2 separate regions of the Homo sapiens genome follow, and region 1 is linked to region 2. Evidence: chromatin loops called from intact Hi-C (ENCODE). Cell type or tissue: OCI-LY7. All regions are shown on one strand. Links, peaks and the distances in the headings refer to the core of each region. The heading gives the core; the rest is flanking DNA.

Region 1 (8,312 bases), core at 313-8,312, 75 kb after region 2:
AGAGGTAGCTGGGCTCTTGACTGTTGATTCTTCTTTTCTGTGTGATGAAGGATAGAACTAGGACTGGAGAGACTCGGTACCTTGTGACCGAGGAAGGGACCTCGTGCCCAAAGTAGGAGGGAATCTCCAGGGGAAACAGAAGCTCAGGAACACATGAGTGGGTATCAAGAGGGTTCGTATTTGCTGTGGTGAGGGACTTTGGTCCTTATAGTGCCAGCATATCCTGGTCGTGATCAAAGGACTTTTCATTGAGTCCCCATGGCCCCTCCTGTTCTTTGGAAGTGAGGGGGAGCAGCCCCAGGCTCTGCTCTCACAGATGCCTCTGCAGTGAGGATGTGGCCACGGGGCGCCCTGGCTTCTTGTTTGAGTCACTCCTTGGCGGTGGTCTCTTTCATGTAGCTCATGCTGGAGGCTGTGAGCCAGTGAGTCTCTCGGTGTGAGAGCTCCTTTAGGAAATGCTGTAGTTGTTCAGCAACTGAAGTGGAGAAATGACCGCACTGGGCAAGGTTTGGCCTTCCAAGTGTGAACACAGGCCCATCTTGCCTGCAAATATATATATACATGTATGCTTAGTCCCCTTCGTAGATTTTTTTTGTGTGTGTGTGACTCGGTTCTTAGAGGATCAGACATTTATTTAAGATATATTCAGTTAACTATGTGCTTACTATGTATTCACCCATGTTATGGGGTGGAGAGGAGAAAGGGCACCAGAAAACCCATTTTTCTTTTCTTTTCTTTTTTTTTTTTTTGAGACGGAGTTTCCCTCTTGTCACCCAGCCTGGAGTGCAATGGCACGGTCTCAGCTCACTGCAACCTCTGCCTCCTGCAGAAAACCCATTTTTTTACAATCTCTGTGTTCTCTAAGCCTAGTGGAAGAGGAAAAGAAATGGCAGTAAAGACCCCTAAAAGTGAGGACTGGCTCTCTGGGTTCAGGAACTTGAATTTGAGGTCTGAGTGTTTGGAAGAATGTTAATGCCCATCAATAAGCCAAGAGATGGGACTCTGTTGACCCCATTGCCACTGCCGTCCTTCCCCTTCCAGCCCCTCAACACCGGGTCTAGTGACCTTGGAGAGAGGGATATGTGGCCACTGATGAGCGCTGATGAGAACTGTGGGCTTGTTCCAGGACAGGTTTGTGTGCCAACTGGGGACACATGGTTATAAAGCAGTCTGATGGACAACTCTTTTGAGTTTCGGTTTTTCATTTTGTGTTCTTAGTAGTTTTCTTTCTCCTTTGAGTTGCTACTTTTGGACCATTTCTTTCTTTGGTTTGTAGGGTTTTGGTCCCTGGCCCCATCCAAGTCCCTCAGCCTTAGTATCTACAGATGCAGAAAGCGAGGCCCAGCAGGTCTTGCTGCCCTCGGCAGGGCTGGATCAGCAGATCCGATCTCCCAGCAGCTGGGCCAGTGCTTGACCTGTTGGAATGATCTCTATTCTTCCAACTGTGGTGTTCAAAAAGTTTGTTAGAATAAAATATTCTAAATGTCACTGAATGTGTCTAGGTGATATTGGTGGATTTAGACCATTGGGTTGCTTTTTCTTCCTATTTCAGGAGATGTAACGATTAACTGTGTGACTAATTAAACAAACAGCACACAAATACTCCAGCTCAATGAGTGTTCTTTAATAAGTCACTTTGGGAAAATCCATACAGTGTTATCCTTGCTTAAAACATAGTTTAAGCTTTTCTTTTGCAGATGCTTTTAGAAGCGGTTACATATATGAATTATTAATAGTTGAAACATAGGTTTGGTTGTCATAAGAGACCCCAGATAGTCATGGTTTAAACACATAGCCTGGGTGGAAGCAGTCCAGGGCTGCTGTAATGACACATGGCATCAGAAATGCTGTTTCCTTCCTTCTGCTCTGCTTTTTCTAGAATGTTGAGTGCGTTAACATGGAGAGAAGAGGTTTCCATATTCTACATCCCATGTCTGCCATGTCACATGCCAGTTAGGGTGAAGGGAGAAGGGGGAAGAGAAAGCTTGGCCTCTCTCTGTAAGGGAATCCCTTGGAAAACACAGTTTGCACTCAGATCCCATTGGCTAGAACTTCATCTCATGGCCATTTCTGGCTGCAAGGAAGGCTGCGAATAAGATTTTTATTCTCAATACCAGGTGCCCAGCTAAACGCTGTGGTTCTGTTACTACAGAAGAAAGAGGAAATATCACAGCCTAGCCAGCAGCCTCTGTCACAATGTTGGTTTTGATTATTCTCAGAAGGAGCACTTCACTGGGTGCACGTTTGATTTCGGAATCAAACTTGAGTCAAATCTGGTGAATAAGGATGTTCAAGCACTAGGTCACACTCATGCTGGGATGCACAAGGGGTAATCATGAGTGATGAGTAGATTTTTCTAGTGGGGCTCATCCACTGATTCTGGAAGCCACAGCATCACAGAGGGGCTTTGGCAGTGCAAGGAGTGAAGGCTTTGATGGAGAAGACGACATCCTCCCAGGACGATGTCTCTGAAGGGGAGCACTCAGATTATGCAACTTCTGGTGACAGTTTACATTTATCGAACGCCTGCTCTACGCTGGCCATCATTTATTATGTGGATTATCTCATTTAATCCACATAAAATCCATATGTGGTAGGCAGACACTATTACGATCTCCTTTTTATAGATGAGGAAACTGGAGTAAATTGCTGGAGATCTTAAAATGAGGAATTGGTGGAACTAGGTTTTGAATGTGGGAGTCCCTGCTCTTAGTCTTAAGTGAAAGTCTACACTCTGGATGGTGCAGCCTCAAAGGTTGCTTCCCCTACTCAGTTCCAGAAGAGGGATAGCCAGGCTTATTCTGCCCCCAGGCAGGAAGGTGGAGGATTCTGCTCTGGAGAAGTTCACACATCATGGCTGTGCTGAAGGTGGAGAAGGTGGAGAGCCGGAAGCGCTTTCAAGGCGGAGCAGGTGGCATAGGTGGAGGCAGAAACGTCAGCAGCTTCTGAGGAACTGGAAGTCCTCTAGTTAAGTTTGGAATAGATGGTCTGTGTGGGTGAGGGAGAGCCATGAGAAATTAGACCTCAGGGATGGGCAGGGGCCCAGTGTTGGAGTTTCTAGGCTGTGCCAGGGAGCTTGAGTTTTATTCTGTAGTGCAATTTGGGGGTTGGGGGAGGGTGGGAAAGGATTGGGGGAGATGAGATGAGAGGAAAGGCAGGCAGAAGTCGGCTGTTGTGAGCCCCATGGTGGAAGGTGGTGGTGGGTGGGATTTAGTCTGTGGGATTTAGTCTGATTAGCTGTATGTGCAGTGCAGTGTAGAGGATATGATTTTTTAAACTTCCTATGTATTTTTTTCTCATTACTATTCTGTCTGTTAATTTGCAGATGACAGTATCAGATCTCAGAGGGAGCTGCTTACTAATTTGGGTCAAGAAACACACATCATTAAGAAAGAGGCTTCTGTTGATCTGAGTGGGGCATATGCATTCAGCTACTTTAAAAGCAGTTTTCAGTCACAAAAATAATAACAGCTGCAGACGTTTGGTGAGAGCTTGCCACAAGCCAGGTGGAGCTTAGATGCAGTATCTTGTTTAATGCTCTTGAGAGTGCTTTGAGGCTGGTGGTGTTATACCTGAATTTCAGATGCAGATGCTGAGGTCCGGAGAGGCTGAGGAACTGGCTTAGCTGCAGGACCAGTAATCAGTAGAGGCAGGGTTGGAATTCAGCTCTGTAGTCCCTCTGCTGTGTGCTTTCCCACTGTATGAGTTAAAGTGAAGGGGGTGGTGGGTGTGCTGTGTACTCACCTAGTATTGCACTGTTCTGAATCATCATCAGAGTTTCCAGGGGACCATTCACACAGACCCTGATCCTCCAGGTGGCATTAGATATGGCCAGGGATAGATGTTGATATGGTTGGGCTGTGTCCCCACCCAAATCTCATCTTGAATTGTAGCTCCTGTAATCCCCAGGTGTCATGGGAGGGACCTGGTAGGAGGTAATTGAATCATGGAGGCATGTTTTCCCGTGCCGTTCTCATGATAGTGAATAAGTCTCATGAGATCTGATGGTTTTATAAGGGGCAGTTCACCTGCACATGCACTCTTGCCTGCCACTATGTAAGACATGCCTTTGCTCCTCCTTGACCTTCTGCCATGATTGTCAGGCCTCCCCAGCCTTGTGGAACTGTTGAGTCCATTAAACCTCTTTTTCTTTATAAATTACCCAGTCCTGGGTATGTCTTTATTAGCAGTGTGGGAACAGACTAATACAGATGTCTTGCAGTAGTTTGCAAAGTGTGGACCCCCAAACAACAATATAAGCATCACAAGCTGTTTGTCTTTCCTGTGGCTGTTGTTAGAAATTACCACAAATTTAGTGGCTTAAAACACCAATTTAGGCTGGGCATGGTGGTGCACTCCTGTAGTCCCAGCTCCTCAGGGGAGCTGAGGTGGGAGGATCGCTTGAGCCGGGGAATTCGTGAACCGAGACTGCACTACTGCACTCCAGCCTGGGTGACATAGCAAGACCCTGTCTCAAACAAAACAAAACAAAATAAAACAAAACAAAAAAAAACCCAACAATTTATTCTGTTACAGTTCTGGAGGGCTGAAGTCTGAGCCGAGTCTCACAGGGCTAAAATCAAGATGGCAGCAGGGTTTGTTCCTTCTGCAAGTTGCAGCAGCAGAGAATCCGCCATTCGTTGCCCCTTCCAGCTTCTGGTGGTGGCCTGTATCCCCCTGCTTGTGACCACACGACTGCAATCTCTGCTCCTTCCTGTCACGTTGCCTTCTCCTCTTCTGTCATCTAATCTTCCTCTGCCTCTCTCTCATAAAGACCCCTGAGATTATACTTCGGGTTTAGCAGATAATCCAGGATAATCTCCTTACCTCAAGTACCTTTACTGAATCACATCTGCAAAGTCCCTTTTCCCCTACAAGGTAATGTTTACAGATCCCAGGGATTAGGACCTATATATCTTTGGGGGCCATTATTCAGGCTTTCATACCCAAGAATTTATTAGAAATACAAAGTTTTAAACCCCACGCTAGACCTACAGAATCAGAGACCCTGGGGCTGGGGCCAGCATTCTGCGTCTTAACCAGTCCTCCGGGCGATTCTGATGGACCCTGAAGTTGACACTGAGCTCACACAGCTCAGCCTGTAAGTGGAAACTGTCCACTGAGCTAGGCGCTGGGAAGAGATTAGTCCAAGCCATGGACATTATAATCTCTCCACAATGATATGAAGTGGCAACAAGAAGCAGAGGTACTCGCTGTGAGGGAGCTTGCTTTTCCTGCTGTTGGTGAAAGCTGGTCTGAGACATTTAGACCTGGAATTTATGCAAGAGGAAAGGGACACATGATCTAGATGAAATGCTGTGACACAGATGGGAGGAGGAGAGGCATGGAACAAAAATGGGAGAGGTGACATTTGACTTGGGTCCTTTAGACAAGCCTGTGCCTATAGGGCTACTGAGGATCAGCAGGCTGGCCAGGTTGGGTGCTCACCTGCCAGAGAGGCCTCAAGGCATTGTGGAGACAGCTTCCTACTGTCAAGGCTTCAGTGGTAGCTTTTGGAGCATCTGAGAGGAAACAGGTGTGGTAAAAAGGGCAGGAGTCAGATGTGGAGGGTCCTGGCTTTGCCACCTGTTAGCTGGGCAGCCGGCGTGCTGCCTAACACACAGCATCTCCCTGTCCTCACCTGTTGGGTGGAGACAATGCCATCTTGCAGGGTTGGGAGAGGATGCAGGAAGATGAGGAAGGATGCAGGAGGATGCTTGCAGAGCATCTAGCATTCATGCCTGACATGGAACAAAATGAACACAGACCTGACAATGCTTCCACATGTGGCTGGAGCAGGACACTGCAGAAAGGGACCTGTGGTGCACACATTTAGAGCATGTGATCATGGCTCCTAGACATCTTTATCAAGACTCCTCCCAGAACCAAGTGCAGTACTCATCCAAACAGTCAGTCAGGGTCTTCTGCAAAGGGTTTATCATCTTTGATTTTTTTTGGAAGTAGCAAGACTTTGATGAGGCATTTTGCTCTGTGGCTCCTACTGAATTCTGTCCCGCATGTTTGCCTCACTTACCAGATCAAAGGCCTTGGGGTCCACCCAGCAGGCCTTGAAATATTAGGACAAACAGAAGATGTAAGTCACAGAAACCAGCCTGAGCTGCCTTAAGCAAAAATCAGTGTTTATCATAAGGAATCACAAGGCTTATTCCTATAGGAAGGGAACTCTGGCCATCATCTCCACCTATGTGCCTTTTTGCAGTTCTGTTTAATTCTATTTCTGTAGCAAAGTTTTTTTTGTTCTTCTGGCCACAGGGTGAAGTATGGTTGCCTATGATAGAGGGTTGATCACACAAAGAGACCTAACAGTCCTGCAGACCCAACTCAAGACTCCCACGCCAGAGAGTATGACTTGTCTGTGGAGGGGGCCTGATCCCAGCCATGCTTTTAGCTGTGGCTGGTGGGAACTGGTGGGGTGGGCATGGAGGATACCATCACACAAGGTGCCCACTGGAGTGTGCTTGGTTCCCAGAGAAACAGGGTTTTGTCAGCTGGGCAGGCAGCCTCAAGTCTGCCAGGCATGGTGCAGAGAAACCATGATTTGGTTATTAGGTACCCAGAGATATGAAAGCATGCTGGAAAGCTCCTGGCTGTTCCTCACTCTTTTGAAACCCATGATCTGATAAGTCCCAGGAGCACTGGTGGATTTCAGGTCAGCAATGTCAAGGGATGATAACAATTGCATAAGTCCCTCCCTCCCTTCTTTTCTTCCTTCCTAGGAGAAAGATAAAAGGAGAGAATAAGAATTGCTCATCTCCCGAATCCCAGAATGAAGCACTATGAACCTTTCAGTCATATTTACAGCTAGTCTTTTTTTTTCCTGTATACATATTTTGAAATTATATGAATAATTATCTTAAGAACAGAACATTGTAGGTGAGAAGTTAGTCTCATCTTTTTAACCAATACCCATTCTGGCTCTGCCTCCCCCATATCTGAAGGTACCCATGAGCTTGACACATATACTTGTCCTTATATTGTCTCTTTCCTTACATCTTTCTGTTTGAAGAGATCACTTTTTACCCAGTTCAAAACATCAGTTTTAAAGAAGGGGAAACTATGTAATATGATTGGACCTTGTTTCCAAGGGTGGCAATTGAATGAATGAAAAGTAATGAATCAGGCCAGGTGCAGTGGCTCACGCCTGTAATCCCAGCACTTTGGGAGGCTGAGGCGGGCGGATCACGAGGTCAGGAGATCGAGACCATCCTGGCTAACACGGTGAAACCCCGACTCTACTAAAAATACAAAAAATTAACCAGGTGTGGTGGCACGCGCCTGTAGTCCCAGCTACTCAGGAGGCTGAGGCAGGAGAATGGCATAAGTAAACCCGGGAGGTGGAGCTTACAGTGAGCCTAGATTGCGCCACTGCACTCCAGCCTGGGTGACAGAGCAAGACTCCATCTCAAAAAAAAAAAAAAAAAAAAGAAAGAAAATTAATGAATCCATGAAAACTTACTTGAAAGACTGTATCAAATCTTGTTATTTATTCCAAATTTTGACTCCATTAAAACTCCCCATTTTGAAATCACACAGTTCTCCAGAAAATATGCAGAACTAGGGCCTTTGGGTTCCTAATCTTGGATTGGCAAAGTGCCTTCTCAAGAATGTGTGTGAGCTCTACGTACATTTGCATAATGTGTAAATGGAAGAAAAAGGTTAAAATGATCTTTATTCTGCAGAATTTAAATGGACTATGTATTGTGAATGGCTGCTCTCAAGATCATCATAAGCCCCTTGAACTTAGCAAATTAGCAGGTGTCTACCTGAAAAATTAAGCAACCATAACGTTTAAAAGCCTTTGAATAGGGTTGCACGATCTTCATCTGGACTTGCTGTAAAGAAACACTTCGTAATGGTGCTGGGCTGTGGCGGGAAGCCATTGTTTTGAAACATGAATGTGGCTGCATTCCTTTCATTTGCCCATCGATATAAGTTCTCCTGCAAATAAATACCTGGTGAAAATTATGCATGTGTATGTGTGTCTGAGTTTGTTTCGTGTTGCTATAACAGAGTACTTGAGACTGGGTAACTTATAAAGAACAGAAATTTATTTGCTCCGTTGTGGTAGCTGGGAAGTGCAAGATCAAGGCACCAGCATCTGGCGAAGGACCTCTTGCTGCATACTCAAGTGACAGAAGGCATCACATGCCTTCTCTTTCACATCTCATGGGAGAGAGAGAGAGAGAGAGAGCAAGCAAGAGCTGTGTGTGTGTTTGTATGTGTGTGTGAGAGAGTACGTAAGCATGTGTGAGTGCAAGAGGGGGCCAAACTCATACTTTGATAAGGAACCC
Region 2 (8,272 bases), core at 1-8,000:
CTTTACTTCCTCCTTTCCAATCTAGATGTTTTGTTTTTTTGTTGCCTTATTGCAGTGATAAGATATTCTAATACCATGTTGAATAAAAATAATGAGAGGTGACACCTTTGCTTTACTACCAGTCTTAACAGTATTTCATATTAAATATGAAGTTAGCTGTAGGTTTTGCATAGATACCCTTTATCAGATTAAGGAAGTTCCTTTCTTTTCCTATTTTGCTGAGAGGTTTTGTCATGAATGGGAGTTGGATTTTTTCAAATGCATTATTTTCTAAAAAGTATTAACAGGTTTTATATTGGAATTAGATTGTCGGTGGAGCTGGAAGAGGAGAGTTCTGGAAGGCTGCAGCTGGAGGATCAGAGGAAAAGTCACTAATGATGTCAGCCTGAAACAAAGGAAAGGCTGGGCTCACAGGGAAGTCTGATCAGCTGCATGGGCTTGTGGAGAGCACTGTGATGCCACATCTGCCTGTCATGGCCTCACAGCCACAGTAGCTTTCATTTCATTTCATTTATTTATTTATTTTTGACATGGAGTCTCACTTTGTTGCAGACGCTGGAGTTCAGTGGCGTGATCTCAGCTCACTGCAACCTCCACCTCCCGAGTTCAAGCAATTCTCCTGCCTCAGCCTCCCAAGTAGCTGGGACTACAGGCACGCACCACCACACCTGTCTAATTTTTGTATTTTTAGTAGAGATGGGGTTTCGTCATACTGGCCAGGATGGTCTCGAACTCCTGACCTCAAGTGATCTGCCCGCCTCAGCCACCCAAAGTGCTGGGATTACAAGCATAAGCCATCCTGCCTGGCCCCATTTTTTTTTGAATTGTAAAATGCACATACCATGAAGTTTACCATCTTAACCATTTTTAAGTGTGCAGTTCAGTAGTGTTAAGTACACTCACATTATTGTGCTACCCTCATTACCATCCATCTCCAGAACTCTTTTCGTCTTGCAAAATTGAAACCCTATACCCATTAAACACTAATTCTCCATTCCTTTCTCCTGCTAGTGCCTGGCAACCACCATTCTACTTTCTATCTCTGAGTTTGTCTAGGTACCTCGTGTAAGGGGAATCATACAGTATTTGTCCTTTTGTGTCTGGCTTTTTTCACTTAGCATAATATCCTCTAGGTTCATTCATGTTGCAGCATATATCAGAATTTTCTTTCTTTTTAAGGCTGAATAATACTTCATTGTAGGTATATACTAAATTTTGTTTATCCATTCATCCTTTAAGGGACATTTGGGTTACTTCCAACATTGGCCCATTGTGAATAATGCTGCTGTGAACATGGGTGTACAAATATCTGTTCAAGTCCCTGCTTTTGATTCATTTGGGCATATACCCAGATGTGGAATTGCTGAATCCTGTGGTAATTCCATTTTTAACTTCTTGAGGAACTGCCATATTGTTTTCCATAGCTACGCCATTTTACATTTCCATAGCAAGTGCATTTTGTGCATCTGTTGAAGTGCATATGAAAGGTTTGTCCTTTATTCTTTTTTTTTTTTTTTTTTTTTTTTTTTGAGATGGAGTCTCACTCTGTCGCCCAGGCTGGAGTGCAATGGTGCGATCTCGGCTCACTGCAACCTCCACTTCCTGGATTTAAGAAATTCTCCTGCCTCAGCCTCCCGAGTAGCTGGGATTACAGGCGCCCACCACTATGCCCGGCTAACTTTTGTAATTTCATTAGAGACAGGGTTTCACCGTGTTGGCCAGGCTGGTCTGGAACTCCTGACCTCAAGTGATCTGCCTGCCGCAGCCTCCCAGAGTGCTGGGATTACAAGCATAAACCACTGTGCCCGGCCTTCTTTATTCTATTAATATGTTGCAGTTCATTAATTGATTTTTAGATGTTACTAACCTCACATTCCTGGGATAAATTTCTTGATCATGGTACATAACACTTTTTACATGTTGCTGGATTCAGCTTTCTCACATTTTGTTGAGGATTTTTGTGCATATGTTCATAGGGTTATTATTCATTAGATTTTAGTCTTCTTTTCCTGCTGTATTTGGCTTTGTTGGTAGGATAATGCCAGCTTCATATGACAAATTGGGAAGTATTCCCACATGTTCAATTTTCTGAAAGATATATATGTGGGATGTTGTAACTGCTTCCTTAAATATTGGATGAAATTATCCAGGCAAACTTTTATTTATTTATTTATTTATTTATTTATTTAATTTTTTGAGACAGCATCTCTCTTGGTACCCAGGCTGGAGTGCAGTGGCGCAATCATAGCTCATTGCATCCTCAAACTCCTGGGCTCAAGCAATCCTCCTGCATCAGGTTCCTGTGTAGCTAATACTACAGGCACTGCGTACCACCTATCCTGGATAATTTTTTCCTTTTTATTTTTTTTGTAGAGATGAAGTCTTGCTGTGTTGCCCAGGCTGGTCTCTAATTTCTGGCCTCAAGCGATCCTCCTACCTCAAACTCCCAAAGTGCTAAGATTACAGGCATGAGCTATTGTGCCAGCTCCAGGTGACCTTTTAAAAGCCTGTTTCAGATTATATCTTTTTAGCTTAAAACCCTTCTGTTGCTTTCTATCCCATTTAGATTAAGAGCTAAACTCTTTACCTTGGTCTATGAAACTAAATGGTCTTTTCTGTCCACTCTTCCAAACTCATCTCTCCTCTGACCACTCCCCTTCCCCACCATACTCCAGCCACCCTGGCCTTTTGTGTGTCCCTTAAACATACTGAGCCTGTTCCCACTATGCCTAACTGTTTTACTTCAGGGCCTTTGCACTCCCTCTGAAACATACTTTCCCCAGGTGATTTCGCCAGTGATGCTGCTCATCTGGGTTTTTGTTTTCTTTTTGAGACGAAGTCTCACTCTGTTGCTCAAGCTGGAGTATAGTGGCATGATCTCAGCTCACTGCAGCCTCTGCCTCCTGGGTTCAAGCAATTCTCCTGCCTCAGCCTCCCGAGTAGCTGAGATTACAGGCATGTGCCACCATGCCTGGCTAGTTTTTGTGTTTTTAGTAGAGAAGAGTGTTTTAGTTTCACCATGTTGGCCATGGTTGGCCAGGCTGGTCTCGAACTCCTGACCTCAGGCGATCCGTCTGCCTTGGCCTCCCAAAGTGCTGGGATTACAGGCATGAGCCACCGTGCCTGGCCTCATCTGGGTTTTTGGATCTCAGCCTGAACCTCACCTCTTAGAGAGGCCTTTCTAAAGTAGAGGCCAGACTCAGGGATCTATTCCATCACTCTGTCTCATCGTCCTATTTTAATTCTCTATGTGACTATCGCATCCTGTAGGTTTTCGTGGTTCTATGTTAACTATCTCTCCTCGCTTGAATGTAAGCTTCTTATGCACAGGACCCTCATGTTTTTTTCTTGCCAATGTCTTCCCACCACCAAAATCAATGTTGTCACATGGTAGACAGTAAATACTGGTTGAAAAAATGAACATCAATAACCACAATAATAGTTGCTTTTTGGCAGCAGGTGCTGATTCAAATGGACTGATGTAAGACCAGGTACTGATTTAAGTGTTCACAAATACCATTTCATTTAGTTCTCTAAAATAATCCTAAATGCAAATATTATTTTCCCCCGTTAACTAAGAAGGAAATGAGGCTTAGGAGAGACTAAATAAGGTTCATGGCTACACCTTTATTAGGGTGCGGGGCAGGGCAGCCCCAACTAATCTATACCTCGACACACATCCTATCCTCTTTGATTACAGGCAGGAAAAGCTGATCCACCAAATTAAAGGTGGTGGCCTCGGGCTGACAAATCTCTGTGGAAGCCCAGGGTGAGGCCCCTTTGTTCTGAGCGGTGGCCTGTGTGAGCATTTGAGGAGGTGCTGTACAGCAAAGGCCCTATCCGTGGCACAGTCTTGATGAGTAACAGACAGACGTCTTTAGAGGCTTTGTTTTCACATCCTCTTTTTGAAAATGGATTTGCTTCCTTAAACACAGTTGGCTTCATCTTTTACATAATACACAGTCATATTACTGCCTTTCGTGAAGCCAGTGTCTTCTTGGCCTCCATGTGTGTCAGCTGAAGCTTTAGACTGTCTGACCACAGAAGCTGATGACCCACAGTCACTTGAATGCTTTCTTCTGTTCCAAGAACCGCACCTAGAGCACCATGGGGATGACCTCATGTCATCCTTGCAACAGCCCAGCTCTGGTTACCTAGCCCATTTTATGGATTAGAACCCTGAGGCTCAAGGGGGCTAAATTTGGCACCCCAAATCACATAACTAGTCCATGGCAGGGGTGGCACAGGATATGAACAAAGGACTGTGTACATTCCTACTGCCTATGTATGTCTGTGCAGCAGCCAGCCAAGAGGCATGTGTTATGTGATGCTTACTATTTATTACTTCTCTACAACAGGGATAAGATAATGATGATGACAATGATAACTCCCAGCCTTGTGATAGGACTTGAGCTTCATTATCTCACAATAGCCCCATAAGGGGTATAGTTGGGGCCCCCACCAGATACACTTTAATCTGCCAGGCACCACCCCGTAGCTGAGTGTTGGCTGCTCACAGGTTGCAGCTGCTTCCTTCTTCTGAATGCTCAGCTAAGGGGAGCCACCTTGCCTAGAAATGCCTGCTTTCCCCCTAGGGGTGGCCACAGACAATGAGTGACAGATATGGGGTGCAAAAGTCTGGTGCCTTGTCTCAAGGTTGCATAACTTTGTGGTGTTCTTCATGCTATGGTGGGATCAGGCTGAGGTGGGATCAGACTGAGAGGTTAAAATGCAGCTGAATCTACATTTTTCTTGGCTTCCTTTTTCTTTCTATCTTGCCACTCACATTCTCTTTCTGAGATCACTTGCACCAAGAATCTGTGTCTCAGGTCCTGCTTCTATAGAACTTCAGACAAGCCCTATGAATCCAGAACTATTGTCCATATTTTGCTGAGCGGGAGCGTGAAGCTGGAGGTGGCTGTCCCCACTTCATCTTGTCCTAGAGATGTGGCATGTCTCTGACCTCCTTAGCCGTGTTGGGAGTGTTCATCTGCAGTGCCCCTCTTTGAAACCACTGCCTCCCAAGGACCAGAGGTGCAATCTCATGGGCTGTGCTCCTCTGGGCCCACTCTTTTTTATCTTCATTCTTTCCCTGGCTTCTGTCTCATCCTGGTTGCCCATCACCCATCATGAACCATGGCCATGGGACACTCTCAGACAAGCTGGAGGCTGAGGTAACCATGAATTTGCCTTGCCCAGCATGATTTTCTTCCTGTGCCTTCTCCTGATAGTAATCCTGCCCTCCAGCTTTGCCCACAGTGTGGACACATGACCCAGGCTGAACCAGGGCACCATCCCTGGCTGGTTACAGAGATTGGCTCAGAAATGAGCACATTGCAGGAACATAAGTCCCTGGATGACCTTGGCCGACCCAGCTCTTCCCCTTCTTGCTTTTCATTCCTAGACAGAAACTACTGAAAATCCTGTAATAAGGAGGAAATGTCTGGAGCAATCCAGGCTACATTCTTATTCCTTCTAGAATAGGATGTTCTGCAGTGCTTGCATTCAGTGGTCCAAGTGGTACCCAGGGTATATAAACCCAGGATGGAGTGCTTTCAGAGTCCCTCAGCTAGAGTGTAATGTGAGGCATGCTTAGACTGCATCTGCCCTTGGCAGCATTCCTGAACCCTGGGGAACTGCTCATGGTGGACCCTGGGTTTCTGTTGATTTTTGCTGCTTAACTGTGAGTAACAAAGTTGCTTTTCATAAATTGTGCCAATGTTCTGTCTTCCCAGACTAGACCAAAAAATGCAAGTGGTGAGGGATTGGGGCTCCTTTTTTCTCCTTGCAACTGTCCTGATGGCGTGGGGACTGCTGCAGCAGCCAGGGCTGCTTTGAGCCCCAGAGTAAGAACCCTCGCAGAACTCTGGAAGCTGGGTTTGTGCAAAACCTCCTGCCAGACTTGAACTTTGCATACATTATCAAGCCAGGATAATTAGAGCCCTTCCTTGGGACTGTTTTATAGAAACTAAGGGAAAGGACAGCCTCCTGCCTCTCGAGTTTTTAGAAGGATTCAAATCTAGGGCTGTCAGCATTCATCTTTCCTGCCATGTGGGAAAGACCCTTCGGAGGTAATATACAGTATGCCGACATTCAGGAAGTGACAGCAGCAAGGCGTGGAGAGAGTAAACAGCAGTCTAACAACAGTGATGCAGTTCAGGGTCTGCCACACCTGGTGCACCCTGTCCTTCCTGCTGACACAAGCCAGCATAGGCTCTGTCATCGATTTCTGTCTGTTTCACCTTGAGATTATCCTGGCTTATCTGGGTGGCTTTATTTTAATCACAAAGATCCTTATAAGAAGAAAGCAGGGGAATCAGAGTCAGAGAGAAGAAGGCTAACTGGCAATAAAAACAGAGATTGGAGCAATTCAGCCAGGAGCCAAGGAGTGACGGCCACCTTTAGAAGCTGGAGGATGCAAGGAAACAAATTCTCTCCTGGAGTCTCCAGAGAAAATCAGCTTTGCTGACACCCCCATAAGATGATTTCAGCCCCATAAGACTCATTTCCAGCTTCTGACTCCCAGAATTGTAAGAGAATAAATTTGTGCCGTTTCAAGCCTCCAAGTCTGCAGTAATTTGTTACGGAGCAATAACAAATGAGCACACACCACTGCACCTCAAGTTTCTCACTTGTAAATTGGAAGTCTTGCCAAATTTAGCTGACCTGTGAGGCCTCATCTAACTCTCTTTTTCGTATTTGCATTCTATAATTATTCTCTTGGCTTTCTTTTGGGCTAGGCAGAATAAGTATCTATAGTATCTATCAGCTGGCTTTTTCAGACATTCAGAAATTGAGGAGCAGTGAGGTATAAGAAGGACACACAGCTCTGGCCAAGGCGAACCAGAACCCAGTCACTCATCTCTTCAGTTCTGTTAGATTACAAAGTCATAGAAGAGGTCTTTCTTGCTTATGTTTTGTTTGGATAAGAATAATTTGGGCCAATCCCAATGGCATTGGCATCATGAGATGACAACACAAGGTCAGACTAAGGGAGGACTTGAAAGTCAGAGTCAAGGTGATGAATAGCAGCCCTTCCCAACAGGCATTGAGTGTTAGAACCAATTATCAAGTTTATAAACAGCCACAAAGCTTCACAGTTTCCCAAGGTGGCACAGACACTTGCACACATGGGATTACTACTTTAGAATTAAAGTACTATGAGGACTTTTTCCCCCGACTTATTAAGGGGCCTTTTCATCTGAAGATCTTGATGTCCATTTCTGCCCAGTGAGAACTTAGAATTTTCAGTCTTCACCTGAGAAAAGAGGAAGAAAAACATCACAGAGGAGAAAGAGGAACAAAAATTTCCACCCTTATGTAAAGGTTCCTTAAACAACTGTGTTGAAACAGGGTCCTTAAACAACAGTAGTGAAAAGGACTACACTGAGTTATTTTAATAGGGTCATTGTTAATTCACTCTTTTTTCATTAAATCAGTAAATATTTTTCCACTTTATAAATGTCTGTCTACCTTATCCCAGGCACTGTTCTAAGCATTCGTGATACATTTTTGAATAAAAGTGGCAACCCCTCTCATCCACATGGGCCACACATTCTTAGGATGTCTGATGGAGCGTGGCATTACTGATTGTGAAAAGCTGATGGCTGTGGAATTAGAGGGCTTCCTCAGGTTCATTCCTGGGAGGTGAGTCACATTGTCAGCCTGTGTCTCCAGCAGCCATTCCTCCTTCCCCACTGTATTGCAAATATATTCTTAAATTTTCTGTATATTATGATGTTTTGACATCATCAAACATTAAACCCATTTTGGGTCCAGGGGAGACTGCCCCTCTGGGGCTAGCCAATTCCTAGAGATAACAAAAGGCCCAGCCTGGAGCGTGGTCTTTGTTTATTTATTTATTTATTTATTTATTTATTTTTTATGTTTGTTTGTTTCTCTTTTTGTTTTTTTTGAGAGAGGGTCTCATTTACTCTGTCGCCCAGACTGGAGTGCAGTGGTATGAACATGGCTTAATGCAGCCTTGACTTCCTGGGCTCAAGCCATCCTCCCACCTTAGCCTCCTGGGTAGCTGGGGTCACAGGCATGCACCACTACACCCAGCAAATTAAAAAAACATTGGGATAGAAACAGGGTTTCGCCTTGTTGCCCAGGCTGGTTTCAAACTCCTGGGATCAAGTGATTCTCCCACCTTGGCCTTCCAAAGTGCTGGGATTACCACACCTGGCCCTAGAGCATTTGATTAGCAAACTAACCAACCAGAGCCCTCCCTCATCTGACCCACACACCCCAGGAGACAATGTCTGTCTGC

What was found. Hi-C counts contacts between places; a loop is a spot of excess contacts. Peaks named below come from ENCODE experiments on the same cell type or tissue, not always from the same donor. Only the 100,000 strongest peaks of a DNase experiment are listed, where the experiment ranks them.
Region 1: it touches region 2 in a loop (5-fold over the local background); 1 of 110 quality-filtered maps calls a loop at or near these places.

The regions. Positions count from the first base shown.
Region 1 is chr2:134,661,063-134,669,374 of GRCh38, reverse strand. The region is part of intron 2 of TMEM163 (transmembrane protein 163); the gene reads left to right. Among named protein-coding and RNA genes, the nearest start is that of TMEM163, 54 kb to the left of the region's middle. In OCI-LY7, for the core only: no CTCF peak of the experiment used is centred there; no DNase peak of the experiment used is centred there.
Region 2 is chr2:134,735,707-134,743,978 of GRCh38, reverse strand. No RefSeq gene overlaps it. Among named protein-coding and RNA genes, the nearest start is that of TMEM163, 21 kb to the right of the region's middle. RefSeq lists an enhancer at 3,974-4,193. In OCI-LY7, for the core only: a CTCF peak has its summit at 4,647; DNase peaks (open chromatin) are centred at 3,878, 4,548, 6,148 and 7,308; H3K4me3 peaks cover 4,389 bases; H3K27ac peaks cover 5,378 bases.